Linked DNA regions of Mus musculus: region 2 is linked to region 1. A link is a loop called in an ENCODE intact Hi-C map of the cell type or tissue named here. Cell type or tissue: heart. All regions are shown on one strand. Each heading gives the region's core, and the rest is flanking DNA. Links, peaks and the distances in the headings are about the cores only. Region 1 has its middle 650 kb from the start of Gm25602. Region 2 has its middle 170 kb from the start of Gm25602.

Evidence for each region. A loop is a pair of places that touch in the nucleus more often than their neighbours do. Peaks named below come from ENCODE experiments on the same cell type or tissue, not always from the same donor. Only the 100,000 strongest peaks of a DNase experiment are listed, where the experiment ranks them.
Region 2: it touches region 1 in a loop (13-fold over the local background); 2 of 42 quality-filtered maps call a loop at or near these places.

Annotation. Positions count from the first base shown.
Region 1 is chr10:55,354,567-55,371,128 of GRCm38, forward strand. No RefSeq gene overlaps it. Among named protein-coding and RNA genes, the nearest start is that of Gm25602, 650 kb to the left of the region's middle. In heart, for the core only: no CTCF peak of the experiment used is centred there; no DNase peak of the experiment used is centred there.
Region 2 is chr10:54,536,177-54,552,738 of GRCm38, forward strand. No RefSeq gene overlaps it. Among named protein-coding and RNA genes, the nearest start is that of Gm25602, 170 kb to the right of the region's middle. In heart, for the core only: no CTCF peak of the experiment used is centred there; no DNase peak of the experiment used is centred there.

The sequences.
Region 1 (16,562 bases), core at 4,582-12,581:
ATACACACATGACTCCTACATACCCTACAAACACCACACACATACACACACACACACACACACACACACACACACACACACACACACACACACTGTAGTTTCCTCCTGGCCAAAGATAGATTATACAATGTGTAACCAAAAGCTGAAACAATTACATGTGTACTTTTTTTTTTTGTGGCTGTTAAACTCGGGTAGTGTACCATTCTACAGTCTGATAATTACATCTTAATATATATAAGTGACATGTGATTCTAATTATGAGAATCACAAGTATGTCTTTGTATTTTCCTCCTCTTGTGTAGAGAGAGTATCTGAGGGCAGTTAGGGGATTAAGAACATGGGTAAATGTCCTTCTGTCAGTGAGATGAGCTCTTGTCATTCTCACTGGAAATTAGTCACTTGTTCTGAAAAACACAAGGAATATAGGAACCTCCAGGAGATATTGTCTTCACCTTTAACCTTAAGAGTCTGCTCATGTTTCTGATAATAATCTACAAGTGTGTAGAAAGTCCACTAAAACTGCAGACACAGAGATTTCTCTATCTCCTTGCTTATGACACAGTCTCAACAGCAAATGCACACTAGTGTATATGTGTTCCTACTAGCATCGGACTTGAGTGTGTTCTGCTTTGGCCATCATTCTCTGTGTTCATCTATCTCTAAAGATTTCAACAGAGCAGTTTTCTCCATGACTTCAATTATATGATAATTTTTCAGTTGTGTATTTCACTCTGATTTTTTTAACCTATTTCAATATGTTTTGGATGTGCTCCTATGTCCCAGGATACATTAAAATAGGTTACTATGACAAAGCTCACATAGCACAATCATTGCCACCCTATCACTTTTATGAATTATGTTCAGTAATAATTAAGGTCTTTTATACTGTTTTCATAAAACTGTCACCAAGCATTTCACAATTCTATTAGTTTCAGAAAGTGCAATAAATCTACTAAACAAGAACTTCTTTCCAACATCTGGCACCCAACATCTTTCTTGTGGGCTCTCTTTATGAGCCCGTATTTGTAGGTCTCATACAAGTGAAGCCCTTTTTTCTTCATTACTTAGTTTTTCTGCTTACTATAATACCATAAAGAGACAACTACTTTAGTGCTCTATTTTTCCTCTTTAAAACTGATTCTATTTCATATGTCAATCACATTTGCTTACTATTCATCTCTTTGTGCGTGTTTGTGTTACTTCTACATTTTAGATTGTGAATAATGATACTATGAACATAAGTATTTGAATCTCTTAAAAAATGGTGCATTCTAATTACCAACATCTGTACCAAGAAGTGGAATTGTTGGATAATATGAGCATTTGGTTTTTTCTTTGTTTCTTTTTTTTATTGATTTTAGCTTTTTAAATAATATTTTTATTTTTCCTTTAAATTTTTTCATTTGTATGCAATATGTTTCAGTCCATATACACCCTCATACTACTTCCTGTCAATTGCTTTAAGACACAAAGGCTCATTTCTGCATCCAAATTTCATGCCTTCTTTATCATTGTTGTTTGATGATGATGATGATGATAATGATGACTACCATCATTATCTTTGAGTTCAGTTAGTATTAAATACCTATGAATAAGTGTGGGGCCACTCTGGGGCATTGGCAACCTACCAGTGGGCATATTGCCAATCAAACACGGCACTTCTGTCAACTGTCAATAACTCTTCATCTAGGTGTGGGCCCTGGGGATCCTTGGGTAATCCATCATACAATTTTAACTTGTTTGATCTTATGCAACTGGTTTGGTCTTGTGCAGGACACCACAACTACTGAGGACTGGTCTGCATATTATCCCTGTCATGTCCCAAAGACAACATGTCACAGATTTCTTCCTCATATTCTGGTTACTACACTCTGTGTGATCCCCCTTTCTCCAGTGTTCTTTGAGTCTTGACTAGGGGAGGCTGTGTTTTTCTTGTTCTTGATTTTAGGAGTACTGTAAATATCCTGTAAAACAAGTCTTTATCAGATTCTGGATTTGCAAATACTATTTCTTACTTTGTAGACCATTGCATTCATTATTCTACTGTAAGAAAAAAAAGTACATGAAAAATTCCCAAGAGAGAAAGTTTTTTTTTTAATTTTAGTATATAAATTCAAAGATTTTAATCTATGTTGGCTTGGCTCAACTGCTCTTCAGACTCTTGTACAATAAGAGTTATGCAAACAGAATGTGGTGAAGGAAATCTATTTCATGGCCACCAGGAAAAAACATGCAAAGGAGGAAGTAGGGAAAGTAATGAGAGAAGGGAGGAGAGAGATAGGGACTGGAGTCCTAATACCACTTTTAAGAGCATACCTCTAACAATCTGACTTCTTTTAACTAGATTCCCCGCTTTTTATTGTTATTATTATTAATAATTCCATTTGTTTACATCTCAAATGATATCCGATTTTCCAGTTACCTTCTCCACCAACTCCCCATCCCATGGTATCCCACTTCCCAGTTACACCTCCACAAAAGGTTCCAATACTCCACTGATCACACCTAGGGAAGAAACCTGTAATATCCGGTCTTAGGAAGCATTGTAAGTCTGAAAAATTACCATTGTCTTTTCAATCTATTGAAAGAGTCCTTTGATGTACGAAAGATTTTTGTTTTAAAGATGAAAAATGCAGTTTTCTTTTTGAAGCCTTTAATGTTGGTGTTGTTTTTGAGACCATTTCCAGACTCAGTACAGGGATGATTATGATCTATATTTTCATCTAAGAGATTTTTTTCTTTTTATAAGTAGAGCAATAATACAGTCTCAATTCATTTTCAGGTATAGGTCTTTAGCTATGAGGATATGGCTTTAATTCATGGCAGATGTAAAGCCAGTTTTCATGTGCCATTTTCTGAAGAAATTGTTGAAAGCACTGCCCGACTCAGGCCCCTGTTATGTAGTCTTTGATGCCCATCTTTAGTATATGACCATATCCATGAGAGCTAATATCTGTCTCCATATTCTATTCTAGCTAAGTCTCTTTTCTCTCTCTCTCTCTCTCTCTCTCTCTCTCTCGCTTGTGATGGTTTGTATATTCTTGAACCAGGGAGTGGCACCATTTGGAGGTGTGGCCTTGTTGGAATAGGTGTGACCTGGTTGGAGTAGGTGTGTCACTGTGGGTGTGGGCATAAGATCCTCACCCTAGTTGCCTGGAAGTCAGTTCTTCCACTAGCAGCCTTTGGATGAAGACATAGAAATCTCAGCTCTACCTGCACCATGCCAGCCTGGATATTGCCATCCCTTGATGATAATGGACTGAACCTCTGAACCTGTAAGCCAGCCCAAATTAAATATTACTTTTTATAAGACTTGCCTTGGTCATGGTGTCTGTTCACGTCAGTAAAACCCTAACTAAGACAGTGCTAGTATCACAATAATTCCACCTCATTTCTGTGATTGACTTAATAGGAAGAATCATCAGTCCATAGTTATATACCAAATGAAAGCTTAGTGCCAGATAGCTTCATTCTAAAAGCCTACTAACATTTAAAAACATAAATACTTCAGTTTTATTCTTTTTCCAGGTTGTTTTAATTATTGGCTCTCCTCTGAGATTCCATGTAAATTTTATATGTATTTTTGTATTTCTGCAACACATGCCAGGGTTTGAGAACATACTAAATTAAATCTGTAGATTCTTTTATGTCGTATTAAGGTTTAAATAATATTACATTTCCTTCTCAGTCAAACATGATCTATTTCTAGGATTTATCACATATTAGAACATAAATCATGTCATCAAATTTCAGACTGAAATTACAAGAATTTCCTATGGCCACAGAAGATAAATTATAAATTAATTACTAAAGTAATTTGGAAAGCTAACCAATATGGAGAAACTAAATAGCATACATCTAAAAAGACAGTGGTTGAAAGAATAAATCACATGAGCAATTAGAAAATATCCTGAAACAAATAAAAGTCCATTGAAACTAATGTGAAACCCAACACATCAAACTGATGATCTTTAGCTACAGAAGCACAAACAAAAACACATACACACACACACACACACACACACACACACACACACAAACACACACACAAACACACACACACACACACACACACACACACACTCACACACACACACTCACACACACCATTTTTAAAATCTATAATGGAAATGAGACATTACCGCTAATGGCAAAGAAATGCAAAGGATCAAAAGAGACTATAAAGAAGAAGTTAACATCAGATTACATAGTCTAGAAAAATGGATAATTTCATAAATATAAGCAACCTTTGAAGTACTATTGTGAAAGAATATCAGCCCAAGACTCCAACATGAGTGCAAAGAAGCAGTCAGTAATTAACCTCACAGCAAGTAAAAGCTTTTTAAGGTGCACATGTTTGATTTACAATTTTAGATGTCATTCTTTTCTCCCAGACCAAGAGTCTGTGTTTGGGGCTATTTAATGGTGCTCACTGTTGAGCAGAGGGCATATAAAAGGAGTCCTGCTCATCAGCATTATTCTCAGGTAGTTGAAGTCATTTCTCTAACCACATCTGGACTTCTATCTCCAAGGCAAATTTTGTAAGGTACATTAAAAAACCAACTAAACAAACAAACAAACAAGCAAAGGAAATTAGCTAATGTGGCATCTAAAGTTGTATATTTTCAAGAAATAGATTACACAATTCAGTCACATTTATAACACTAGTTCTACATTGGCCACACACAAAAATAATCTTATTTTTAAAGAGACTTTTATTTTAACCACAATATACTAAATAGAAATATTTCAGATCACTGAATAACCTGACCCTTAAGGGAGGATGTATTTTAAACACATTTTTTATAGTAAGATTATTTGCAATGATAATATTGGATATATTCATGAGGTTTTAGAATATGTATATAAATATATGCTAGTGCACTATGCTATTGTAATCAAGGGATCCTGAATCCAAACCAGTAGTCACCATCACTCTTAGACATAGTGAAGGCATTCACAAAGTGCACTACTCAGAGACTACTATGAAGCTGTCATTATTTTCACCTCATATCATTTCTGCTTGTGGATTTTTATCTTCATTCCCAGGGTCCTGGTAATGTAGGCATTGCTTGTGTGTTGGCAGTTAGCAAAGCAAAGCAGTATCGAGATAATCACTTATTTCTAGGTTTAAAGAAAGACAATGTTGTCATCACTTTATCATCTAAGTATTTGTGCTGCCTTACACAATTCTTTTAATGTAGAATTTTGTTTGACTGCTTCTCACTTTGTTTTTTTACCATAGAAAACAATAAAAAAATATGTCTATTTATTCCAGGATGATACTACTTGTTATATCAAAGAATTGTATTTTCTCACAGAAACTATGCTCACTGGTGAATGGTGCACTAATAGGCGGGGTGTGAGCTTCTGGAATTTTTAGGAGAGGAAGGCAGTGCAGTAGGCACGTAAGCTGCACGATTTGGCATGAAGAAGATAAAGTCTGATCATAGTTTTGAGATTGTGAAATCCTTTCATCCTGTTCTAGAGCCATGGATATAAAAGTAGATTAAATGGCATATAATGCTCTGCAAATGTAAAGTGTGATCGGATTATTACTCATTGCTCTGCCCATCTTCACAGAAGGATAATTTGACCTCTCAGAAATGTTCACATTATGTGCTAGTTTAAATTAAAGATAAATCTTCCAGGTGCCTGAAGGGGGACCAGATGATATCCTATTTCTTATAGTCTCATCAGTCTATTAAAAGCTGGTATTACCTTTGTGTAATCTTATTACATGCCATCTTACTGGCGTGCTCTTTTAAAATGTCCAAAAGCTTTCTCTGAACTAATTATTCCTTCTGGAAGGCTCACCTGTAACCTGTTGAGTGGCAATTATTTTATTACTGAATGGTTAATTCTCAATTAAAATGATAGAGACATTTTCTTTTATCTTTCCTTACGTTACCACATTATTATAGGATATCTTTTGCTAAGGTTGAATAGAAGAATAGAGTGGAGGCTTTTTCCTCCTTTGTTAAATTCATCACAGAGCATTCATTTTGAACCAGCTTTACTGTCCTGTTCTAGGAATACAAAATATATAAGATCATTATGTAAAAAAAAAAAAGGAAGTTTTTAACAGTTTTATATTTGAAGCTTGATAAAAGCCTGAGGTGTCAAATAACATGAATAACCTTTGATAGGATGAAAAACTCTGCTCAAAATATGTCCTGTCAACTCACAAGATAAGAGCTTTTGTGATAAGGCCTTTGGAATAATTCTTTGAAAATTATCATTGTCTCAAATAATTTTTCTCTACAATGTTTACAAATAGAAATGGGACCATCTGTGAATAATTGATTCACTGAACAAACATTAAGACTGAACATATAAAGATTAAATAATTACATTAATACGTGTTACAAATTTTAAAATTTTCTTTACACCTTAGAGACGTCAATCTTTGTTATAATTTCTGCTAAATGTTCATTTTTAAGGAATAACAGTGTGCATATATCTTTTATTATGGTTACCTATTTCAAGTCACTGTTAAGTTATATAAGTAAAACCCAGGAAATACAGTTTCATTGTGTTTCATTTTATGTGATGAAGACATAACAGGTAGGGAGGCACGGCACAGGAGGGGAAACTTGACTTACCACACTTCATCCTCACAGAGGAAGTGGAGAGAGGGAAGAGGAAGTGGGACCCAGCTAGAAGCCCTCAAAGCTCCCCTCCCCTCCCCAGCTGCATCCTTCCTTTAGGAAGTCTTTGCTTCCATTATCGTTTTCAGTGATGCTTTCCCCTGGAAAATGAACTATGTAAATAGAATCAATTCTAAGAGTAGGAGAACTCGGGGGACTTCTTCTAGGTCATCCTTAGGATGAGTGGGAGGAGCACAGCCAGATTCTGAGTTCTGACAACCGCCTTCTTAGCCTCAAAGTGAAAAGAACATTAGTTACAGAGGCCTATCTTCCTCAATGTGGTTTCTTAGAGATCTTGTAAAATTATAGCATAATTCAAAGAAAATCAACATCACTTAATTTTACAGTGACTTTTCTAGGTCTTGTTTCTGCAAGTAGAGGTTATATGGCATAGGGTGAATATTCACCTTCACTATGTGTGACCATATCAAAGTCTTTTTTCACCTAATGTTATTTTATTAAATTCTGTAAGTTCAGTGTCTGTCAAATTATATTTTTAGTGCAGTAGGAAAATTAGAAATGTCTGCTACAACATCTGGATTTTTTTTTTTTACTTCTCATTTAATTTTGTTCATAAAGTTAATAAAGATCCATGGACATGGTGCCTATTAAGCTGTCAGCTGCAACATTATTGGGACATGAAGAATAACTTACATAATTATCATATTGCATGTTGTTATGTTTCCCATAAAAAGAAGCAAAGAACTTTGCTTCTTAATGTAGGAGAGGAACAAATGTAGAAATTGCTTGGTGGAAAACAGAAGGGAAGACAGGGCAAAAATGTATAGCAATCTTACAAACTAGGGATGTGATAGAATTCTATAAAACCAAACAGGTGTAGTTGCATCTTGAATTAAATTTAGTTTGACAAACCTTGAGCCATCTGGCTGGCCCAAGCTTTTAATTTTTAGAATTGAAGAAAAGGATAAGTATTTATGTTGAAAATTTTATCAAGCCCAATGATTAATTAAATAAAACATATTCACATTTAGAAAAATCATACTTGATTGAGACCCTGAACTGTGTATGTAGAAGCCAAGCCAATTAGGTTCCCTTCTTATGAGCTATATTCCTGATAACCTTCAACTCAAAAACCAGTCAGTCATTAGTGTTGGTAGATTTAAGCTTTGTGCTCCGTTGGGACTGCTTTCTTCTTCGTGATTACTTTCAATTATATTCTTTTAAGAAAGTTCTTTTTTAAAATTTTTTTTGCCTTTTTTATTAGATATTTCCCCCATTTACATTTCAAATGCTATCCTGAAAGTTCCCTATATCCTCCCCCCATGCTGCTCCCCCACTCACCCATTCCCACCTCTTTGCCCTGGCATCCCCCCGTACTGGGGGATATAAAGTTTGCAAAACCAAGGGGCCTCTCCTCCCAACGATGGCTGACTAGGCCATCTTCTGCTACATATGCAGCTAGAGATACAAGCTCTGCGGGTACTGGTAAGTTCATATTGTTGTTCTGCCTATAGGGTTGCAGACCACTTCTGCTCCTTGGGTACTTTCTCTAGCTCCTCCACTGGGGCCCCTGTGTTCCATCCTATAGATGACTGTGAGCATCCACTTCTGTATTTGCCAGGCACTGTCATAGACTCATATGAGAGCTATAACAGGGTCGCTTCAGCAAAATCTTGCTGGCATATGCAATAGTGTCTGAGAGGGATGGATACAAAAATGTGGTACATTTACACAATGGAGTATTACTCAGCTATTAAAAAATGAATTTATGAAATTCTTGGGCAAATGGATGGATCTGGAGGATATCATCCTTAGTACGGTAACCCAATCACAAAAGAAGTCACTAGATGTGCACTCACTGATAAGTGGATATTAACCCAGAAACTTAGAATACCCAAGATACAATCTGCAAAACACTAGAAAATCAAAAAAAAGGGAAGACCAAAGTGTGGATACTTCATTCCTCCTTAGAATAGGGAACACAATACCCATGGAAGGAGTTGAAGAGACAAAGTTTGGAGATAAGACGAAAGGATGGACCGCCAAGAGAGTTCTTATATTGTGAATTTACACAAAGAAATGGACTACTCATTTATGCACATAACCTCCAGTTTTTAATAAATATATGGAAAGAAACTGAAAATCACCTCCCTTGAACTGTGTCAAGATTAAGTGTCTAAAGTCCTAGGTGGGTTTTTCTGAGAGTCACAGGTAATCTATAATTTTATTTCAAAAATGTAAAACCTCTCTCAATTCATTTGTTACAATGGGGGCATTTTTTTTTCATTCCCTACTGCCATTCTGGGCTAATATTTACCACCACACTGAGAATCATCTTTTACTGAGACATTTTATCCCCTTCATAACTGCGTATCAGTGAATATTTCTTAAAATTAACATAAAAGTAGAAAAGTAAAAACTAGAGAAAAGGCAAAACTATGATGAATGGGAGATGGCTATACATAGGCATTTATGTAAATATTTTGTCCCCTAACGCCTATATGAGAGTCAGAATGTTGTAAAAAATAAAAAGTGCTCTAGTTTTCAGAATTGTTTTTAAAATCTACAGGGAATGTTTTGTTTTTAAGTAAATAATACAAACAATATTTGGTAGATCAATTATATCATAACAACTAAGTATAGCTAAGAATTATTCTAATATGTATTTGTCATGATATTATATAAAAGCCAAACAAACTTTCTAGAAATATATGAATGAGATCCAAATATTTGAATTTTTACTTTCAAAGATAATTTATACATAAAGTGGAAATATTTTCCATTTCAAACAAGACACTAGATAATAATATTAATATCATTTGTTGGAGCCATTACATGACAATTAGTTCATTCCTCCATGATACTAACAGATTTTTTTGCCTCTAACGTAAATGTCTTGAGAGTGAGGATCCCAAGTAATATATTTAACAGAAAATTCAATCTGAAATCTCCAGTTTTGCTCATAATGCGTAACATGCTTTTATAGCATCCAGCTATCTTCTAAATATCTAAGTAGTAACTGGATATTATAGGAGTATTTTTTAGTTAATTGGTTTTTTATTTATTTACATTTCAAATGTTGTCCTCCTTCCTGGTCTCCCCTTCAGAAACCTCCCACCCCATCCCAACTCACATTTGCTTCTCTGAAATTTCTCCAACACCCACCCACCCAATCCTGCCTCACCTCTCTAAAATCCCCCTAATCTGGGGCAACAAGGTTACACAGGAACAAGTGCCTCACTTCCCATTGATGCCAGATGAGGCAATCCTGTGCTACCTCCATAGTTGGAGCCATGGTCTCATCCATGTATACTCTTTGGTCAGTGGTTTAGTCGCTCAGAGCTTTGGAGATTCCAGTTATTTGATATTGTTGTATTTCCATTGGTGTTGCAATCCTCTTCAGCTCTTTCAGTCTTTCCCTTAACTCTTCCTTTAGTGTCCCCGTGCTCAATCCGATGGTTGGCTGTGAGTATATGCATATGTCTTAGTGAGATGCTGGCAGATCCTCTCACAGGACAGACATACTAGGCAATTGTCTGAGAACAATTCTATTCCATTGGTCTACCGGTCTGTCCCTGTAACAGTACCATGCAGTTTTTTTACCACAATTGCTCTGTAGTACAGCTTGAGGTCAGGAATGGTGATTCCACCAGAGGTTCTTTTATCTTTGAGAAGAGTTTTTGCTATCCTAGGTATTTTGTTATTCCAGATGAATTTTCAACTTGACCTTTCTAACTCTGTGAAGAATTGAGTTGTGATTTTGATGGGGACTGCACTGAATCTGTAGATTGCTTTCTAAAAGATAGTCATTTTTACTATGTTAGTCCTGCCAATCCATGAGCATGGGAGATCTTTCCATCTTCTGAGATTTTCTTAGATTTTTTTCTTCAGAGACTTGAAGCTCTTATCACATAGATCTTTCACTTCCTTAGTTAGAGTCACACTAAGGTATTTTGCATTATTTGTGACTATTGTGAAGGTGCTGTTTCCCTAATTTCTTTCTCAGTCTGTTTATCCTTTTTGTAAAGAAAGACCACTGAATTGTTTGAGTTAATTTTATATCCAGCTACTGCACTGAAGCTGTTTATCAGGTTTAGGAGTTCTCTGGTGGAATTTTTAGGGTCATTTATATATACTATTATATGATATGCAAATAGTGATATTTTGACTTCATCCTTTCTAATTTGTATCCCCTTGATCTTCTTTGTTGTCTAAATGCTCTGGCTAGGACTTCAAGTACAATGTTGAATAGGTAGGGAGAAAGTGGGTAGCCTTGTTTAGTCCCTGTTTTTAGTGGGATTGCTTCAAGTTTCTCTCCATTTTGTTTGATATTGGCTAATGGTTTGCTGTATATTGCTTTTCTTATGTTTAGGTATGGGCCTTGAATTCCTGATCTTTCCAAGACTTTTATCATGAATGGGTGTTGGATTTTGTCAAATGCTTTCTCAGCATCTAAGAGATGATCGTGTGGTTTTTGTCTTTGAGTTTGTTTATATAGCAGATTACGTTGATGGATTTCGGTATATTAAACCATCCCTGCATCCCTGGGATGAAGCCTACTTGATCATGATGAATGATCTTTTTTGATGTGCTCTTGGATTTGGTTTGTGAGAATTGTATTGGTTTTTTTTTTGCATCAATATTCATAAGGGAAATTGGTCTGAAGTTCTCTTTCTTTGTTGGGTCTTTGTGTGATTTAGGTATCAGAGTAATTGTGGCTTCATAGAATGAATTGGGTAGAGTACCTTCTGTTTCTATTTTGTGAAATAGTTTGAGGAGAATTAGAATTAGGTCTTCTTTTAAGGTCTGAGAGAGCTCTGCACTAAACCCATCTGGTCCTGGCTTTTTTTGATTGGGAGACTATTAATGACTGCTTCTATTTCTATAGGGGATATCGGCTATTTAGATCATTAATTGGATCCTGAATTAATCTTGGTACCTGGTTTCTGTCTAGAAAATTGTCCAGTTCATCCAGGTATTCCAGTTTCGTTGAGTATAGCTTTTTGTAGTAGGATCTAATGATGCTTTGGTTTTCCTCAGATTCTGTTGCTATGTCTCCCTTTTCATTTCTGATTTTATTAATTAGGATGCTTTCCCTATTCCGTCTAGTCAGTCTGGCTAAGAGTTTATCTATTTTGTTGATTTTCTCAAAGAATCAGCTCCTGGTTTGGATGATTCTTTGTATACTCTTTGTTTCAACTTAGTTGACTTCAACCCTGAGTTTGATTATTTCCTGCCATCGACTCTTCTTGGGTGAATTTGCTTCCTTTTGTTCTAGAAATTTTAGGTGTGCTATCAAGCTGCTGGTGTGTGCTGTCTCTAGTTTCTTTTTGGTTCCACTCAGAACTATGAGTTTTCTTTTGTGTCATAAGTTTGGGTATATTGTGGCTTTATTTTCATTAAACTCTAGAAAGTTTTTAATTTCTTTCCTTATTTCTTCCTTGACCAAGTTATCATTGAGTAGAGTGTTGTTTAGCTTCCACATCAACATTTGCTTTCCATTATTTATGTTTTTATTGAAGATCAGCCGTAGTCAGTGGTGATCTTGTAGGATGCATGGGATAATTTCAATATTTTTATATCTGTTGAGGCCTGTTTTGTGACCAAATATACGTTCAATTTTGGAGAAGTTACCATGACGTGCTGAGAAGAAGGGATATCCTTTTGGAGGGGGGGGGGCAGGGTAGAATGTTCTGTAGATATCTGTTAAACCTATTTGTTTCATAACTTCTGTTAGTTTCACTGTGTCTCTGTTTAGTTTCTGTTTCCAGGATCTGTCCTTTGATGAGAGTGGGGTGTTATAATCTCCCACTATTATTGTGTGTGGTGCAATGTGTGCTTTGAGCTTTACTAAAGTTTTCTTAGTGAATGTGGATGCCCTTGTGTTTGGTGCATAGATATTCAGAATTCAGAGTTCATCTTGGAAGATTTCACCTTTGATGAGTATGAAGTGCCGCTCCTTGTTTTTGTTTGTTTGTTTGTTTGTTTTTTTAACTTTGGGTTGTAAGTGGATTTTATTCAATATTAGAATGGCTACCCCAGCTTGTTTCTTCAGACCATTTGCTTGGAAAATTGTTTTCTAGCCTTTCACTCTGAGGTAGTGTGTGTCTTTGTCCCTGAGGTGAGTTTCCTGAATGCAGCAAATTGTTGAGTCCTGTTTATGCAGCCAGTCTTGTTAGTATATGTCTTTTTATTGAGTCCATTGATATTAAGAGATATTAAGGAAAAGTAATTGTTATTTCCTGTTATTTTTGTTGTTAGAGTTGGAATTCTGTTCTTGTGGCTATCTTCTTTTAGGTTTGTTGAAGGATTACTTTCTTGCTTTTTCTAGGGTATCATTTCCCTCCTTGTATTGAAGTTCCCCCCCCCTTTTTCCCCCTTTGAAGGGCTGGATTTGTGGAAAAATTTTGTGTGAATTTGGTTTTGTCATGGAATACTTTGGTTTCACGATCTCTGGTAATTGAGAGTTTTGCTGGGTATAGGAGCCTGGGTTGGCATTTGTGTTCTCTTAGGGCCCATATAACATCTCTCCAGGATCTTCTGGCTTTCATAGTCTCTGCTGAGAAGTCTTCTGTAATTCTTATAACTCTGCCTTTATATGTTACTTGACATTTTTCCCTTACTGCTTTTAATATTCTATCCTTATTTAATGTATTTGTTGTTCTGATTATGTGGCAGGAGGAATTTCTTTTCTGCTCCAGTCAATTTGGTGTTCTGTAGGCTTTTTGTATGTTCATGGGCATCTCTTTCTTTAGGTTAGGGAAGTTTTCATCTATAATATTGTTGAAGATATTTCCTAGCCCTTTAAGATGAAAGTCTTCATTGTCATCTATGTCTATTATCTGTAGGTTTGGTCTTCTCCTTGTGTCCTGGATTTCTTGGATGTTTTGAGTTAGGATCTTTTTGCATTTTCTTTGATTGTTGTGTCCCTATTTTCTATGGAATCTTCTGCATCTGAGATTCTCTCTTCTATCTCTTGTATTCTGTTGCTGATGCTCGTATCTATCTTTTCTGATATCTTTCCTAGGATTTCTATCTTGAAAGTTGTCTTCCTTTGTGATTTCTTTATTGTTTGTACTTCCATTTTTAGATCCTGGATGGTTTAGTTAAATAACTCACTCTGTAGACCAGGCTGGCCTTGAACTCAGAAATCCGCCTGCCTCTGCCTCCCAAGTGCTGGGATTAAAGGCATGAGCCACCACTGGCCAGCTCTTTTCCTGTAACTCTTTAAGGGGTTTTTGTGTTTCTCCTTTTTAAGGGATTCTAGTTGTTTTCCTGTATTTCTTTAAGGGTGTTATTTATTTCCTTTTTAAATTCCTCTATCATCATCATCAGACGTGAGCTTAGATCCATGTCTTGCTTTTCTCATGTAATGGTGTATCCAGGACTTGCTATGGTGGGAGAGTTTGGTTCTCATGATGCCAAGTAACCTTGGTTTCTGTTGGTTCTGTTCTTATGCTTGCCTCCCGCCATCTGATTATCTCAAGTGCTTGCTGCCCTCAATATATCTGATTGGAGCCTGTCCTTCCTACAATCCCAGTTGATTCAGGACTCCTCAGAGTCCAGCTTTCTCTGTGATCCAGTGTTTCAGGGCTTCTGTGAACCTGAGATTCTGGATGTGTCAGAGTTCTTGGCAGTCAAGCTTCCTCTGAGACCCTGAGATCCTGGTGTGACCAAGATCCTGTTATACTGGGATCCTGGAATCCTAAGATCCTGACTGTGTTACAGTGCCTGGAAGTGATGTCTCCTCTGGGGACCTTAGGTCTGTCTGGTGTGTTTGAAACCAAACACTGATCAGAAGGAACCCAAACTGCTTGTCAGGCAGGGCTCCTGTGTCCTTGCTTCTGCTGTCATAGGCCTGTCACTATTGATTTGGAACAGATGTTGTGATCCACTCATCAGTGATCCTAAGATCATGTGGAGAGTCCCCTGGGAACCTAGGGACCGTCACCTGAGTTCTTGCCCAAGGTGACCAGGAGCTGGAGCTGACCGGAGTGGCTCCTGTATTTCTTTAAGGGAGTTATTTATGTCCTCCTTAAAGTCTTTTGTCATCTTCATGAGATGGGATTTTACACCAGAATCTTTTTTTTTCAGGTGTGTTTAGGTATTCAGGGCTTGCTGTAGTAGGAGAACTGGGTTCTGATGTTGGCAAATGGCATTGGTCTTTGTTGTTTATGTTCTTGTAATTGCCTCTCAGCATATCATTATCTATAGTATTTACTGGCCTTGTTGTATCTGATTGGAGCCTATATCACTTGTGAGCCTGGTTATGCTGGACCTTCTTGGGTCAGTCTGACTCTGGGTGTGAGAAAACGTCTGGAGTGTCTGGGCCATACCTCCTGGGAATCATGATGACTCTGGATATGGGTTGGGTGGTGATTGCTAGAACATATGATTTGCCCTTGGGCACAGCTGCAGACTGGACCAAAAGGAAGATATACCTCTGGCAGGTCAGAAGGTACTGTGTCCTCTAGGCCCTGGGTAGGTTAGATCAAATATTGGAGTGGGGGGGTGGGACTCACCTGTGAGCCTTATGGTATCAGAATTCCTGGAAGATCAAGCTGTCTCTGGGTATGGGTGTGGGGGGTCTGAAGCACATGATCTACTCATAGGAAGTCTTTATATTTCTTTTCTTTAGGAAAACATTTGTGGTGGCAGTTGGCATTTTTCATTGTAATTGTGAGTATTAAGTCCTGTGAGAAACTTAGAAATGAGTGACACTGTTGACTGAGAAGCAAGAAAGATATGGGAGTTAAGCAAAACTTCAGAAGACCCAATTGTGGTCTTGCTCAGTGAATATAGCTTAATGAGAAAATTATGCTACATACTTAGAAATCATATGATCAGCACAACATAATAAATGCTCCAGCACATGTACAAACATATATGATATATGTACATACTTATATAAACATTTTATGCAAAGTACCCAGATAAGGTGAAAGTAGATTGGTAGTAAAATAAGCAATCATCCTTCAAGAAGTATAGGAAAAGTTAGTATTGATTTGAATATTTATTATAAAAGAAATTTTAAGCTAAATGCTGTTTACAACAATAATAATATGATTGTTAAAAGATAGAATGATAGCTACCATATGTCACTTTTGTGCAGGAACTGAGAAAAATTTTGTGGATTGGGTAGGACAAAAGTCCCTATGTCTGGGAGGCAAATTGCTAACAAAAGGGACATCAGAATCATCTTAGGAGGCTCTTAGTTTTAGTAATAAAAAATTTAAGAGTGGACTCAATGTAAGCTCAAGACAATATTATTAAAGTAGAAATGTAACGTTACAAGACAGGGAAGATGTGAACTTTAGATGCTGCCAGGAAGAGGAGGCAAGAAGTGCAAATGCCATGCCCTTAAACTGGCATGGACTTCAGACATGTGACTGGGAGGGACACCTGATAGAAAGAATAGTTAAGTCCTAAATGTCATGGCGATGAAGGCTGTGGTTTACAAATTTTTAAAGAGAAAGGCATGCTTAGGAAAGATATAAAAGAAAGAAAAATAAAAGTTACACTTTTCAGGATAATTCTGAAAATTGTATAGACCTAAGACTCTTGCATGGTTATGGATTATAAGCTCCTGTCAGAGGGGCAGGGAGTCTCGGAAGGAAAACTACAACATTTCATTAAAGAACAAATCAATTCATCCATCTTTTTGCATGGTTTAAGATGATCCCACCTTTCTATAAGAAGTCCCTTAGCCAAAGAAATTGAAGCACTTCAATTGGACGGTCTCCACTCTTCTGGTCTCTTGGACTGGAGTTTTGTTTTGTTTTCTACCCAAATACTGCTGGTGCTTACACTCAGGCACGAGAGCCTATTTAGTCAATTATTTATATCTGTAAATTGTATATCTTGAATTGCAAAGGGTGAAAACACTAACTATAAAAGTAGCAATTTTCACAATAATATTTTCTACAAGATTAAAGAATACATAATAGCATG
Region 2 (16,562 bases), core at 3,094-11,093, 820 kb before region 1:
AGAATTTGAGAATCCCCTAGGGATCCTGCACCAAACTAGAACTCTTGGTACATACAGTTCTATAGGCTGAACAACTACTGGATATTTGGTTTTCCCATGGTGTGACAGCCTTGTTGGATAATCCAGACTACAATTTGTAAGCCATTCTAATAAATCCCATATATTTATCCATATATTAATTCTGTTCCTTTATATAACCTTAACACAGGATTTTACTTTACATACATTTAAAATGTATATGTATGACATCTATTATAATGATAATGTATATGCAACCAAGATTAGTGATAACCAATATTTTTATTATATCATATTTGTAATTTAATTTCTATAGTATGTTTTATACTATATAAAATTATACAATGTGGTGTGACCAGTAGATTTGCATCCCTGTGCATCTATAACTTTGATCTTACTTTTAATTTAAAATTTTTATTTTGTTATTTTTAAGTGTGTGTGTGTGTGTGTGTGTGTGTGTGTGTGTGTGTGTGTGTGTGCATATATGCAATGCTCACATGGGCACAGGTCAACCCAGAGAAATTGGATCCCCTGCAACAGGAGTTACAGGAAATTGTAAGTTGTCCAACATGGTCTGGGAACCTAACTTGAATACTTTCTGCAAGAGCAACAAGTACTTTTAAATGGTAGGCCACATCTCCAGGTAAAGATATAGTTATTTTATTTATTTATACATTTTATTTTGGGGTATGGATGAGCCAGGAATCTAATTATCTTCTTTCTATAGTGCTCACCAACTTTTTGTGTTATTTCTTTCTTCAGTGTGAACTTGGAACACCTTTTATTTTTGGATAGACTTATGTTGTATCTGTGTTACTACTCACATTCAAAGATTTGTATTTTCTTAATTAAGATAAATTTTTATGATGCTTTAAAGTCAGAAGTAACAATTTTCTCTTTACCCTAGATACCCATAGAACTTTAGGATAATTTTTATTAATTCACTGAAAATATGGATATGCTTACTGAAATTGAAATAGATCTACAGCATGATATATGAAAGAATTTATCTTTATATACCTACGATTTTCCCACAATTTGTATTTTTTCCTATGCTTCTGAGCAAAGTCTGGTAAATTTTTTCAGGTAAGCAGGTATCTTAATTTCCTCTAAAGTACGTCTATGTTTTGATTTTTTTTTTATCTGTTTGGTCTTATTGCATTTTAAATATTATGATTCCGTTTTTTAAATTTTATTGATAAGTCAGTATTTGGCTTAATTATTCAATTTAATGAATCACTTTCTTTTTCTAATAGATTGCCAATTGATAATTGGTTAGCATCCTTTTCGTTCCCCACTCTGTTCCACTTATTTTTAAGCAGATAAACATTTGAAAATGTGTTTTTACTTTTCTATTTGTTATCATATTTTATTTGCTTATTTAGTTTTACTGTTTTTCTGATTAAGAGTGAATCAATTGTGTTTGTAGAAAATATTGTTATCATTTCTGTCATTAATGCTCATATTTAGAATTAATGTTTATATATACAATGCCAAAGTGTGAGACTAGCTATGAAACTGATAACTATATTCACTATATTTTAATGAGATTGTCCTTTAGGAGTAGATGTCAAAATTGACCCAACGTGATCTTTTCTTTTTTTTAATTAGGTATTTTCTCCATTTACATTTCCAATGTTATCCTGAAAGTCCCCCATACCCTCCCCCCAACTCCCCTAAACACCCACTCCCACATCTTGGCCCTGGAGTTCCGCTGTACTGAGGCATATAAAGTTTGCACAACCAATGGGCCTCTTTTTCCACTGATGGCTGACTAGGCCATCTTCTGATATATATGCAGCTAGAGACACGAGCTCTGGGGGTACTGGTTAGTTCATATTATGTTCCAACTATAGAGTTGCAGATCCCTTTAGCTCCTTGGGTACTTTCTCTAGCTCCTCCATTGGGGGCCCTGTGATCTAACCAATAGCTGACTGTGAGCATCCACTTCTGTATTTGCTAGGCCCCGGCATAGTCTCACAAGAGACAGCTATATCAGGGGCTTTTCAGCAAAATCTTGCTAGTGTATGCAATGGGGTCAGCATTTGAAGGCTGATTATGGGACCGATCCCCAGATATGGCAATCTGTAGAAGGTCCATCCTTTTGTCTCAGCTCCAAACTTTGTCTCTGTAACTCCTTCCATGGGTGTTTTGTTCGCAGTTCTAAGAAGGGGGAAAGTATCCACACTTTGGTCTTCGTTCTTCTTGAGTTTCATGTGTTTTGCAAATTGTACATTATATCTTGGGTATTCTAAGTTTCTGGGCTAATATCCACTTATCAGTGAGTACACATCATTTGAGTTCTTTTGTGATTGGCTTACCTCACTCAGGATGATGCCTTCCAGGTCCATTCATTTGCCTAGGAATTTCATAAATTCATTCTTTTTAATAGCAGAGTAGTGCTCCATTGTGTAAATGTACCATATTTTCTGTATCCATTCCTGTGTTGAGGGGCATCTGGGTTCTTTCCAGCTTCTGGCTATTATAAATAAGGCTGCTATGAACATATTGGAGCATGCCTCCTTCTTACCAGTTGGAACAACTTCAGAATATATTCCGAAGAGCAGTATTGCGGGATCCTCCAGTAGTACTATGTCCAATTTTCTGAGGAATAGCCACGCAGATTTTCAGAGTGGTTGTACAAGTTTGCAATCCCACCAACAATGGAGGAGTGTTCGTCTTTCTCCACATCCTCACCAGCATCTGCTGTCACCTGAATTTTTGATCTTAGCCATTCTGACTGGTGTGAGGTGGAATCTTGGGGTTGTTTTGATTTGCATTTCCCTGATGATTAAGGATGCTGAACATTTTTTTTTTCAGATGCTTCTCAGCCATTCGGTATTCCTCTGGTGAGAATTCTTTGTTTAGCTCTGAGCCCCATTTTTTAAAGGGTTTATTTGATTTTCTGAAGTCCACCTTCTTCAGTTCTTTATATATGTTGGATATTAGTCCCCTATCTGATTTAGGATAGGTAAAGATCCTTTCCCAATCTGTTGGTGGTCTCTTTGTCTTATTGACGGTGTCTTTTGCCTTGCAGAAACTTTGGAGTTTCATTAGGTCCCATTTGTCAATTCTCGATCTTACAGCACAAGCCATTGCTGTTCTATTCAGGAATTTTTCCCCTGTCCCCATATCTTCAAGGCTTTTCCCCAGTTTCTTCTCTGTAAGTTTCACTGTCTATCATTTTATCAGGAGTTTATTGATCCACTTAAATTTGACCTTAGTACAAGGAGATAGGGATGAATCAATTCCTATTTTTCTACATGTTAACTGCCAGTTGTGCCAGCACCATTTGTTGAAAATGCTGTCTTTTTTCCACTGGAAGCTTTTAGCTCCCTTGTCAAATATCAAGTGAACAATTAGGTGTGTGGGTTCCTTTCTGGGTCTTCAATTCCATTCCATTGGTCTACTTGTCTGTCTCTATACCAGTACCATACAGTTTTTATCACAATTGCTCTGTAGTACTGCTTTAGATCATGGTTGCTGATTCCACCAGTGGTTCTTCTATCCTTGAGAAGAGTTTTTGTTATCCTAGTTTTTTGTTATTCCAGATGAATTTGCAGATTGCCCTTTCTAATTCATTGAAGAAATGAGTTGGAATTTTGATGGGGATTGCATTGAATCTGTAGATTGCTTTTGGCAAGATAGCCATTTTTCACTATATTGATCCTGCCGATCCATGAGCATGGGAGATCTTTCCATCTTCTGAGATCTTCTTCAATTTCTTTCTTCAGAGACTTGAAGTTCTTATCATACAGATTTTTTACTTGCTTAGTTAGAGTCACACCAAGGTATTTTATATTATTTGTGACTATTGTGAAGGTTGTTGTTTCCCTAATTTCTTTCTCAGCTGGTTTATCCTTGTGTAGAGAAAGGTGATTGACTTGTTTGAGTTAATTTTATATCCAGCTACTTCACTGGATCCGTTTATCAAGTTTTGGAGTTCTCTGGTGGAATTTTTAGGGTTACTCATATATGCTATCTTATCATCTGCAAAAAGTGATATTTTGACTTCTTCCTTTCCAACTTGTATCCCCTTGATCTCCTTTTGTTGTCTAATTGCTCTGGCTAGGACTTCAAGTACAATGTTGAATAGGTAGGGAGAAAGTGGGCAGTCCCTGATTTTAATGGGATTGCTTCCAGCTTCTCACCATTTACTTTGATGTTGGCTACTGGTTTGCTGTAGATTGCTTTTATCATGTTTAGGTATGGGCCTTGAATTCCTGATCTTTCCAAGACTTTTATCATGAATGGGTGTTGGATTTTGTCAAATGCTTTCTCCACATCTAACGAGATGATCATGTGGTTTTTGTCTTTGAGTTTGTTTATATAGTGGATTTCATTGATGGATTTCCATATATTAAGCCATCCCTGCATCCCTGGAATGAAGCCTACTTGTTCATGTCGGATTATTGTTTTGATGTGTTCTTGGATTCGGTTAGCGAGAATTTTATTGAGTATTTTTACATTGATATTCATAAGGGAAATTGGTCTGAAGTTCTCTATCTTTGTTGGGTCTTTCTGTGCTTTAGGTATCAGAGTAATTGTGGCTTCATGGAATGAATTGGGTAGAGTACCTTCTGCTTCTATTTTGTGGAATAGATTGTGAAGAACTGGAATTAGGTATTCTTTGAAGGTCTGATAGAATTCTGCATTAAATCCATCTGGTCCTGGGCTTTTTTTTTTTTTTTTTTTTTTTGGTTGGGAGGTTATTAATGACTGTTTCTATTTCTTTAGGGGATATAGGACTGTTTAGATCATTAACCTGGTCCTGATTTAACTTTGGTACCTGGTTTCTATCTAGAAATTTTTTCATTTCATTCAGGTTTTCCTGTTTTGTTGAGTACAGCCTTTTGTAGAAGGACCTGATGGTGTTTTGTATTTCCTCAGGATCTGTTTCTATGTCTTCCTTTTCGTTTCTGATTTTTTTTTTTAAATTAGGATGTTGTCCCTGTGCCCTCTAGTGAGTCTGGCTAAGGGTTTATCTATCTTGTTGATTTTCTCAATGAACCTGCTCCTCGTTTGGTTGATTTTTTTGAATAGTTCTTCTTATTTCCATTTGGTTGATTTTGCCCCCGAGTTTGATTATCTCCTGCCTTCTACTCCTCTTGGGTGAATTTGTTTCCTTTTGTTCTAGAGCTTTTGGGTGTGTTGTCCTGGTGCTAGTGTGTGCTCTCTCTAGTTTCTTTTCGGAGTCACTCAGAGCTATGAGTTTTCCTCATAGAAATGCTTTCATTGTTTTCCATAAGTTTGAGTATGCTGTGGCTTCATTTTCATTAAACTCTAAAAAGTCCTTAATTTGTATCAATGAGAAGAGTGTTGTTCATTTTCCACATGAATGTTCGCTTTCCATTATTTATGTTGTTATTGAAGATCAGCCTTAGTCAATGGTGGTCTGATAGGGTGCAAGGGACAATTTCATTAATTTTATATCAGTTGAGGCCCGTTTTGTGACAAATTATATGGTCAATTTTGGAGAAGGTACCATGAAGTGCTGAGAAGAAGGTATATCCTTTTATTTTAGGATAAAATGTTCTATAGATATCTCTTAAATCCATTTCTTTCATAACTGCTGTTAGTTTCACTGTGTTCCTGTTTAGTTTCTGTTTCCACAATCTGTCCATTGATGAAAGTGGTGTGTTGAAGTCTCCCACTATTATTGTGTGAGGTATAATGTGTGCTTTGAGCTTTACTAAAGTTTCTTTAATGAATGTGGCTGCTGCTGCATTTGGAGCATAGATATTCAGAATTTAGAGTTCCTCTTGGAAGAGTTTAGCTTTGATGAGTATGAAGTGCCCCCCTTGTCTTTTTTGATAACTTTGGGTTGGAAGTCAATTTTATTAGATATTAGAATTGCTACTCCACCGTGTTTCTTCAGATCATTTGCTTGGAAAATTGTTTTCTAACCTTTCATTCTGAGGCAGTGTCTGTCTTTTTCCCTGAGATGGGTTTCCTGTAAGCAGCAAAATGTTGGGTCCTGTTGGTGTAGCCAGTCTGTTAGTCTCTGTCTTTTCATTGGGAAATATGTGAATCCACTGATATTAAGAGATATTAAGGAAAAGTAATTGTTGCTTCGTATTATTTTTGTTTTTAGAGTTGGCATTCTGTTTTTGTGGCTGTCTTCTTTTCGGTTTGTTGAAGAATTACTTTCTTGCTTTTTCTAGGATGTGGTGTCCGTCCTTGTATTTTTTTCCTTCTGTTATTATCCTTTGAAGGGCTGGATTCGTGGAAAGATAATGTGTGAATTTGGTTTTGTCATGGAGTACTTTGGTTTCTCCATCTATGGTAATTGAAAGCTTGACTGGGTATAGTAGCCTGGGCAGACATTTTTCTTCTCTTAGTGTCTTTATAACATCTGTCCAGGATCTTCTGGCTTTCATAGTCTCTGGTGAAAAGTTTGGTGTAATTTTGATAAGCCTGCCTTTATATGTAACTTGACCTTTTCCCTTAGTGCTTTTAATATTCTATCTTTATTTAGTATATTTGTTCTTCTGATTATTATGTGTCGGGAGGAATTTCTTTTCTGGTCAAGTCTATTTGGAGTTCTGTAGGCTTCTTGTATGTTCATGGGCATCTCTTTCTTTAGGTTTGGGAAGTTTTCTTCTATAATTTTGTTGAAGATATTTGCTGATCCTATAAGTTGAAAATCTTCATTCTCATCTACTCCTATTACCCGTACGTTTGGTCTTCTCATTGTGTCCTGGATTTCTTGGGTATTTTGAGTTAGGATCATTTTGCATTTTGCATTTTCGTTGATTGATGTGCCCATGTTCTCTATGGAATCTTCTGCACCTGATATTCTCTCTTCCATCTCTTGTCCTCTGTTGCTGATGCTCACATCTATTGTTCCAGATTTTTTTCCTAGGGTTTCTATCTCCAGCGTTGCTTCACTTTGTTTTTTCTTTATTGTGTCTACTTCCCTTTTTAGGTCTAGTATGATTTTGTTCATTTCCACCACCTGTCTGAATGTGTTTTCCTGTTTTTCTTTGAGGACTTGTAACTCTTTAGCAGTGTTCTCCTGTATTTCTTTAAGGGAGTTATTAAAGTCCTTCTTGATGTCCTCTACCATCATCATGAGATATTCTTTTAAATCTGGGTCTAGCTTTTCAGGTGTGTTGGGGTGCCCAGGATTGGCTGAGGTAGAAGTGCTGGGTTCTGATGATGGTGAGTGGTCTTGGTTTCTGTTAGTAAGATTCTTACTTTTGCCTTTCACCATCTGGTAAAGTCTGGAATTAGTTGTTATAGTTGTCTCTAGTTAGAGCTTGTTCCTCAGGTGATTATGTTAGCCTCTATTTGCAGACCTGGGAGACTAGCTCTTTCCTGAGTTTCAGTGGTCAGAGTACTCTCTGCAGGCAAGCCCTCCTCTTGCAGGGAAGGTGCACAGATATCTGGCGTTTGAGCCTGCCTCCTGGCTGAAGATGAAGGTCGGAAACAGTGCCTGTCCCAGAAGCTGTTAGCTTCTGTAGTCCACACTCTCACCTGTGCAGACTAGTCTTGGGAGGATCCGGCAACCAAGATGGCTCCCTCAGATCCAATGTGACCTTCTCTGAATGCATGAAAATAATTTTGAGTTTTGTCCAAGTACATAGTTTATAAATTTATTGAAAATTGTTAAGGATGTTCATTATTTAGACATACAGCTGTATTTGACTAAGATTATATTAAAATATTCACTTCATATATAATTTATTTATATCATGATACAGTGAAGATAAGATGGCTGAGGCATTGGTGGTACAGTAGGTAGCAGAACTGTCCTGCATTGTACAGAAACATGCAGAAATAAATATATCCTAATTTCTAGACATATCTCATTAAAAACATAGACATCAACACCTTAAACTCTCTGCTACTAGAGGAAAAAATGACATTCTCCTAATTCTTTCACAAAACCCTTGCGAAATGAGTCTCTGTTACTTAGAAAACAGTTAATTCTGGCTTTTTCTTTTCTTGTAAGAACAATTCCAGTTTAAAGAGAGGACTCCAGGCCATACTTTATATTTTCCTTTACGTGATATAACCATTAGTTTGAGTTTAAATGATTATTTCTATGTAGAAGTGTGGCAAAAATCCCCTGTTTTAGGGTAGTGATAGGACATTGATGCAGCATATACTCGATTATATTTTCAAGTTGTCTCAGGTCTTAGAACCAATTCATGTTTTAACCAAAAATTAAATGAAATTCTTCTAATTCAGTTTTGTAGATAGTCGCTCATATTTGAAAATTGTTTTTCACACGATCCTCTGCATGTATAGAATTTACATTCTCACTTTTCTTTTTTGCTACAATGATACCAATGTTTTATTATCTATATCTTAATTTTTAAAATGACATTTCTGTTATGTGGTTGTTTAAATGAGAATATATCCCATAGGATCTTGTGTTTAGATGCTTGGTCCCAGCTAATAGAATAGTTTGGGAAGTATTTAGAGCTGTTACCTTGTTGGTGGTGGTGTGGTCCTGTTGGAAGTGGTATGGTGTTGTTGTAGGAAATGTGATCTTGTTGGAGATGGCCTGTTGCCTGCAGATTAGAATGGTAAGCTTTCAACTACTCTTCCAGCATCATGGCTACCTTCTTCCTGCTTAATGAGCTCTCTTAAACTATAAACAAACCCTTAATCAATGCTTTACTATAAGAGTTTGGTCATGGTTTGCCTTCATAGTACTAGAATTCTAAGATACCATGTTTAATTTCCTTTCAGCTGAGATTTGTGTAACAAACAATAGTTTAGTTAGCCCCATGTTACTTTCTTCAATAGAACATGAAGAGAATGAACATTCTATAGATAAAGGTATTTCTTATTTAACGAAAATTATATTTGTTGTATATCTTGTTGGTAACGTCATCAATATCATTGTGATGATGATGATGATAATGATTACTATGATAAACAAGTGAAGGCAAAAGTTATGTGTATGCAGATCTCTATTCCATTGAACAGATATAGAAGACAGCTTTGTTCAATTGATTCTCCTTTTCTATACTCCCATATATGTCCTGGAATTGAACTTAGAATATCACTAAGCTTGGATAACAAGAAGGTTTCTTTGATGAGTCATCTTCCTGGTCCCCACACAGGTTTATAAGTTTGTCTTTTGGAAATATACTTCTATCAATTTTATATATCTTTTAAACATTAATTTCTGAAAATAAGCAATAGATATTTTAGATATTTAATGTGACAAAAGTAGGCCATCATCTATAACTCTTAAAGTTGTAGACAGAAAGGCTACACTCAAAGCAGTTAAAGGCATAGTTCAAATTAAAATTTCAATGGAAAAATGAACTTAAAAATATTATGCCACAGCTTTAAAAAAAGTCAACAGAAAATTGTCTGAAAATAATTTATAAAAGGCCCAAGGAACTGAGGGATGCTGGGAGAACCTGGAGGGTAGGTCTGCTTTGGTATGTAAAATACGTACCTCAGTCCTTTATCTTAGGGTCTGAAAGCAAGTAAGGAGAAATATGGGAACAGAAAGCAGACCTTGTTAACTGTTCCAGAAGGAAATATGACTCTGCCTATCTTTGAAGGGTTCCCAGTTTCTTGCCACAGAAGTGCTTTCTTGAAGCAGTTATTAACTTGCTTTTTTAGTCCAAGGAGGAAAAGCAGCTTCCCTGATCTCATGTTATGATGTGCTTTATAATCATCCTCTGCATAACTGCCTTTGATATGGGGACTGGTCAGTAAAACTTTCACAGAAGAGTGAAAATTCCTTAGTTATAATGGTGTGAAATCTAGTGGTATAACTTTATAAGATGACTGTGCCTCCTTTTGTAATCAACTGGTGGAATTCACTGAAGAGTTTAAAAGTAGAACTTTTAAATCCTAGTGATACACAGAAAAAGAAAATTCCCCCAACTTCCCATTCTCAACAATATTCCATCAGAGGAATGATGGTTATCATCCTTCCATTTCATGTTTTGCTCCTTCTAAAGTCACCAATAAAAATAACTTTAATAGATATGGTCTTTGTAAGTGATCTATTGCACTGAAGAAACACAATGACTAGAACAACACTTATAGAAAAAAGTATTTAATTGGAGGCTTTCTTATAGTTCCAAAGTTTAGTCTATTATCATGTTGGGGAACATGGCAGCATACAGGCACGTGCTGAAAGCTACATCCTCATCTATAAGGAGAGAGATAGAGGTAGAGGTAGAGGTAGAGATAGAGATAGAGATAGAGATACAGGAGAGAGAGAGAGAGAGAGAGAGAGAGAGAGAGAGAGAGAGAGAGAGAGAGAGAGAGTTAGTTTAGGCCTGGAATGAGGTTTGGAAACCTCAAAGCCCATTCCCCAGGGACACACTTCCTCCAAGAAGGCTATATGTCCTAATCCTTCTAATCCTTTCAAAGAGTTCCACTAGGCAGATATATGAGTCTATGAGGGCCATTATTATTCAAATGGATGCAAATACCTACACTCTTAGATTTACGTGGCTAAAATATCTTATGGATTAGTACACATTTCTTAGGTTTAAAACTTTTTATTGAAATAAATGCAAAAATGGAAGAGAATCAGAAATACCCAGACCCCTATAGCTTGATAAATGAAACAAATTTAACCTACTGCAAATGAGCCATGTGGATATAAGAAAGGACATATTAATCAGCTCTTACTGATTAAGGGGCTGGTATCACTATTAAACTCTGAGATGAATTTCAAAAGCATGCCATGATAGAATGGGTATTTACATTATTAAGAAATCACAGCAACTGATCTTCATCTTGTCTGAGTGCTACATAGAGGTCAAGTTGAAGTTCTCTGCTGATTAACATCGTGACAATTAATAAAGATGATTTAACTTGTCAGTCTAACTTCCCTGAAATCAAGATTACATGGAGCTAGGAGATCCTAATGCTAAACAGCAATGTCCTCTGCTAAAGAAGCAAGAGGTGAGTGGATTAAGACCATTGCTATTTCGGTCCACTTGCAATCTCTGTTCCTAAGGAAGCTGAGGAACATCTTCCATTTGAAATTAGCTAGACCCCAATTTGAAAGCAAAATCCCATAGCTCACTTTTCAGCAAACAACCTCAAACATTTTGAATCAATATAGGAACTCTCAGAACTTGGGAAATTTGAAGCTGGTGTCCTCTTACTGTCTGAAATAATATCCAGTTGTATTTTTAAAGGTGATTTTTCTTGGGATGTCATTTTCTGCTAACATTTGCTCTTATTTCCATTGGCACTGTCTAAATTGTCACAGATTTTGAATTTGGGGGTGAACATTTGCCATCACATATATAAGCAGCTTGCAGTGTATTAATTTGTACTTGTTTCTGTGTTTAAATTACCAAATTAGTGTTTATAGAGCATCTGCTCCAGAAAGCCTTGTTCTAGCTTCTTCCCTAGTCATTCACATCTTATGACTGCTCACTGTTTACTGTTTGCAGAGCAATGACTTAGAAGTCACCCTGATTTTCATTTACTCTTGTGACTCATATTCAGACATTTAAAAAGTTATTTCTGGCTCTTTCAATTTTCAATAAAAAGTTTGACCACTTCTTGACACCTGTGTTCTCCTACCTTACCTGCTGCAATATCATTCACGAGGTCTTAGCTTCTGTTTGGAATGCTCCACTGTATTTACTAAAGAGAAGCCAGAAGCACAATATTAAAATACAGGTCAGATTATATTACTCTCTTTCTCAGTTCTCCAAAGATTCCCATTATGTGGGTATAAAATTTAAGCCATCAACAAGCTCTCCATGACTCTAATAAATGTGTGGCATAGTCAAGTGTTAAAAATGGTTTATCTTTTTCATGATATCATGGAATGCTCTTCCAGGATACATCTCCTGCATTCTTCAGATGCTCATGAGGCAATGTTCTTCCCCACGGGTTTATAGTCAGGGTTATTTTATTATGTTAATGACAGACAGAGAGAGGGAGAAAAAGCAAGGGGAGAGAGAGAAAGAGAGAGAGAGAGAGACAGAGAGACTGAGAGACAGACAGACAGACAGATTTTATTCAGTAGTACTACCATTTGTAAGTTGTTCATATTCCTATAAATAACTGCTTACCTGTGATCCTATAAGTAACCTTAATTACACTTATTTGTTCACCAAGCTTATGAATGAATCATTAATTTTATCTGTCATTCTAGTCATATCTGGACAAATAAACATTTCCTTAATATGGCCTGTTTTCTGTTTAAATGTTTTTGTCATGTCACGTTACATTGGCTTAGGCTTCATTCTTATCAATTCCTACCATTCTGACGACCTGCTGTGTATGTTTCCACAACACTTTCACCAGATATCATTTCATATCCATTTTCAATGGTTTGTATGCTGCATCTGCACCCTAGTACCTTTAGTACAGCTCTCCATCCTTACCCCATACTATATCCTCAGTAAATCTCTTCATCCTCACTCCCATGCTACACCATTAGCACATCACTACATCTTTACTCCTATGTTAAATACCCAGTACAGCTCCTATCATCACATTCAATAGTTTTCCCAATACTCAGCCCTATGCTACACCCTCAGTACAGCTCAGAATCCTTACCCCTCCCCCATGCTACACCCTCAGTACAGCTCAGAATCCTTACCCCTCCCCCATGCTACACCCTCAGTACAGCTCAGAATCCTTACTCCTCCCTCATACTACACCCTCAGTACAGCTCCTCAGAGATGCAGATTTTGTCTCCCTTGATCTCTCTCTGTTCTACATCTTGGATCTAACAGAGATCCTGAACTGGTGCTCAGTACCTATGTAATCCGTGAGTGTACAAATTGGGTGAAAAAGGACAAAGGTGCTACAGAGGAGAATTTATCTTAAAGAGCTGCCTACAGCATTAATGAGGCACACTTTCCATGGGTTAGAATACAGAAAGGAAAGAGAAGAGAAAACGGAGGCCACCAGCTTGGAACTGGCAATCTGCTGTTATGGAACTTTAAGCCAAAGAGCCACACCCATGCAAAAGAACACCCAGTAATACAGACTGAATGCATATGACTCAATAAGGCAGAGCAGAGCATGGTATTTTATTATGTATATTGTGCGGGGCCATCTGTCTCCCTCCTGTTCCTTTTGCCATTCTCTACACTGCCTAATATGGTCTGTGTACATAAATGTTGACTATGACTAATTGATTATTTTTAATATATGCAAGTACAAGTAGAAAATAACACTGAAAAAGAAAACTAAAGTGAAGGCTCTTAAATTACCTTGAGTTACCTGGGACTTAAATTTTCCATGCTGGATAACAAAGATGAATGTGTCCTGGCTTTTGTTTACCTGTTGGGCATTCATCAGAGTAATTTCTTTTGACACAGCACAATATTTCTGAGCTACTTCTAATTAAAAAGAAATTTTGTTAAATTTATTTTATTTTTAATGTTCTGTAATGTTCACATCTGTGATCCTTAACAATTTTTTTAAAGAAACTCCATCCCATCCTTTCCTAGACAATCAAGTTTAAAAGAAGTAGATTCTTATGCTATAAAGAAACATACTGAAGCACACATCTTTGGGTGGGCTATGCAGGGGTTTTCAACGTATTAACTGACAGGGAAAGACCTGTATATTTTCATCAACATATAGATTAAGGTCCCAGACTGAAAACAAAGGGGAGATGAAGAAAGCCAGTAGCATCTCTCTTTCTGCTTCCTGATTGCAGATGCCACAAGCCTACCTGTCATTCGACTACCATCATGTCTTTCTGTCATAAGACACTTTGTTCCCTGCTAAGCCACAAGTCAAAATACATTGCTCCTCATTTGAAAGTGCTTCTTGTCAGGTATTTGGTTCTAGCCAACTGAAAAGCAAGTAATATAATCATTGATTAAAGAAAAAAATATTGGCTTACTGATTTGGTTAGTAGTGGATAAACTTAGTATATAGTCCATAGAATAGAAAGATGGCTTAGGGGTTAAGAGCACTGGCTACTCTTCCAGGGGACCAAGGTTTGATTCCCAGTACCCAAAAAATGACTCTAAAAAGTCTATAACTTCAGTCCCAGGGGGTGTGTTAATATTTTCTGTCCTATGTAGGAACCAGTCACATATATGGTGTACATCCATTCATGCAGACAAACATCTTCATTCATAAAATAATCAAAAAACATAAAAATGTTTTAAAAGTAATGTCACTCCAATTCTCAAGAAGAGTCAGTTGTTCACTTCCTATTCTCAAGCAGCTGAGAATTTAGATTTCAATCACTGCTTCCAGTATTGGAATGTAACTGTGAGCAAGACTGTCCAGTCCCCCAAAGCCAAAGAACTTAAGGTCCTGAAAGATCCAAACAGTGCAAAAATCAGCAAATGCAGTCTCACAGAAAGGAAACATAGATTAGGGGACATTTAGCAAGAAGAACTAAGTTAACTGAGTCAACTTAGTTAACATTAACTAAGAACAAATTTGAACCTTCAAGAATGGCCTTCCTGAGGAGTAACACTGAAACCAGACTGGAAAGACTGGCCTATATCCAAAGCCCAGGGAAAGCAAGAATAGTGACATCCACACATCATCACTGTTGGTATATTATGGCCTTCAACAAATGTAAGAAAGTCCCTATGGGATATTGTGAGTGCTCTGAAAAGCCAGATATATACATTTCCATTTGGTATCAGTCAAACCTTACCCAGGGAAGGCTTACACTGGGCCTCAGGAGTGCAGATTTGCCAGATGGATAAGGGGGGAGGCCTCAGGCTTCAGTGGGAACAGCATGTACACCATCTGAAGGCTGTAACATGGAAGACAAAGTAAACAAGGAGCATGACTAAGCCCCAAACAAAGTAGACAAGATGCTTGGTGGGAACCGGCTGGCTTCGAGGAAGCCTGGATGGCTGAAGGAGTCTTGCTTTTTTATCTTCACATCAGGGCCAGTGGATTTTAGAAGGGCAACTGACTGTTTACAAAACAAAACAAAACAACAAAACAAAACAAAAATGAGAGGTAGTGTTCAGCATAGTCCTTCCTTTCAAAGGCTGTCTGCAGCTAAGTCCAGAAGACAAAGTCTAGCTCTATGAACTAGTGATATGCTCTGACATGGCATCCCTGCTGGCTGAACAACAGCCATAGCCACAGGATGGAGAAACTGCTTCATATTCACAATGACATTGCTACTGGCCTGAACACGGAGAAAAAAGGGGAAATCACATTTTCAAACTGTTTGATTTTTTTTTTTTTTTTGGTTTTTGAGAGATGGTAAATTATGTTGAGTGTGTATTATATTGTTGTTGTGTGTTGGTCAGGTGGTCTTTTTCCAAGCATTAGGAAAAGGCAGACACCCTTTGAAGAAATATAGTTATGAAGATAGCTAAGAATCTTCATGGACTGGTAAATATTTAATGGGAAACCATTAAAAGACATTTTTCTTATGAATAAAAGATCTATCTATCTATCAACTATCTATCTATCATCTACCTCTCTATGTATCTATCATCTACCTCTACTATTGACAGTGAATTTTATGAACAATGACAAAGACATCTAGGAAGAGAGATTTATAACTCCAACTTGAATTCTCCAAGGCAGACTTTTTTTTAACCATGATTTTATCTGCTTTAGAGAGACTTGTTATTTCAAAGAATTGCAATTTTCTCCTTGGTGCCTGGTTTGAGAACATGGATTTACTCGACTGTCATATGCAATTGCTGAATTTCTATGGCTTTTTAAGTGACAACGGTATTCATATATGCAGAAAGAAGAAAGTGGGCTTGCAAAATGATGTCTCGGTCCATGTGTTGTTTTTGTTCCCTTAGCTGTATGAAAGCTGCCTTGTCATGAGAAGTCTTAATTGTAATAATTCTTTAGAAGAACTCCATGGTGTCTTTTAGGCAGCACTGCTATTTAAGGCTTTGCTTGTGCCCTCGCCAAACAGATGTGTTTATTTACATGTCTGTTCTAATCAGGAGGATAAAAGAGACTCTGCTCAGAGCTTTGTACTTCTCCTAATACAAGATAAAAGGGGAGGAGAGATATGCACAGTCAAAATAAGAGTGAAAAAAAAAAAGCCTGTGGATGTGACTCAAGCTAAGCAGCTGTGTGCTCCCAACTCTGTACTGTCACAGCTGTGTGTGGGCTGACATGAGCAGGAAGGAAGAGTTAGCTGGTGGCACTGGTTTGGGGGCCAGTGGTTTTTTCTCCTTCATGTATCTGGGAACAGATCCGTGATTGTCTTTCCTGTACTGAGATGTCATTGCCAAGGTTCCTTTGTCCCTGTGTCAGTTCAGATGCAGCTGTGCGGAGAGGCACGTTCCTGACTGGGCTCTGGGCTCTGACTATGCTTGGACCTCTCTCCTAATATGAACTAAAGGTTTAAAGAGTTGGGAAAGCTTTACAAGTATAGAGTGCACAGAAGGGAAAAGTTCATATTAAATGATACAGTGGTCTTGCAGAAAGAAAATGAGTGTGGTGTGTCCCAGTACCAGTGGAGGCTCAAAATGCAGGGTAGCTGCAGGGTAGGGTAGAAGTGTATGTGGCAGTAGAAAATAGTGCCATTGTGTTTTCTTCATGAAAACACATTGGAGGCATCCCAGATTAAAGTTATCATCTTTTTTTAATCCTTTCAGTTTATGCTTAATGACACT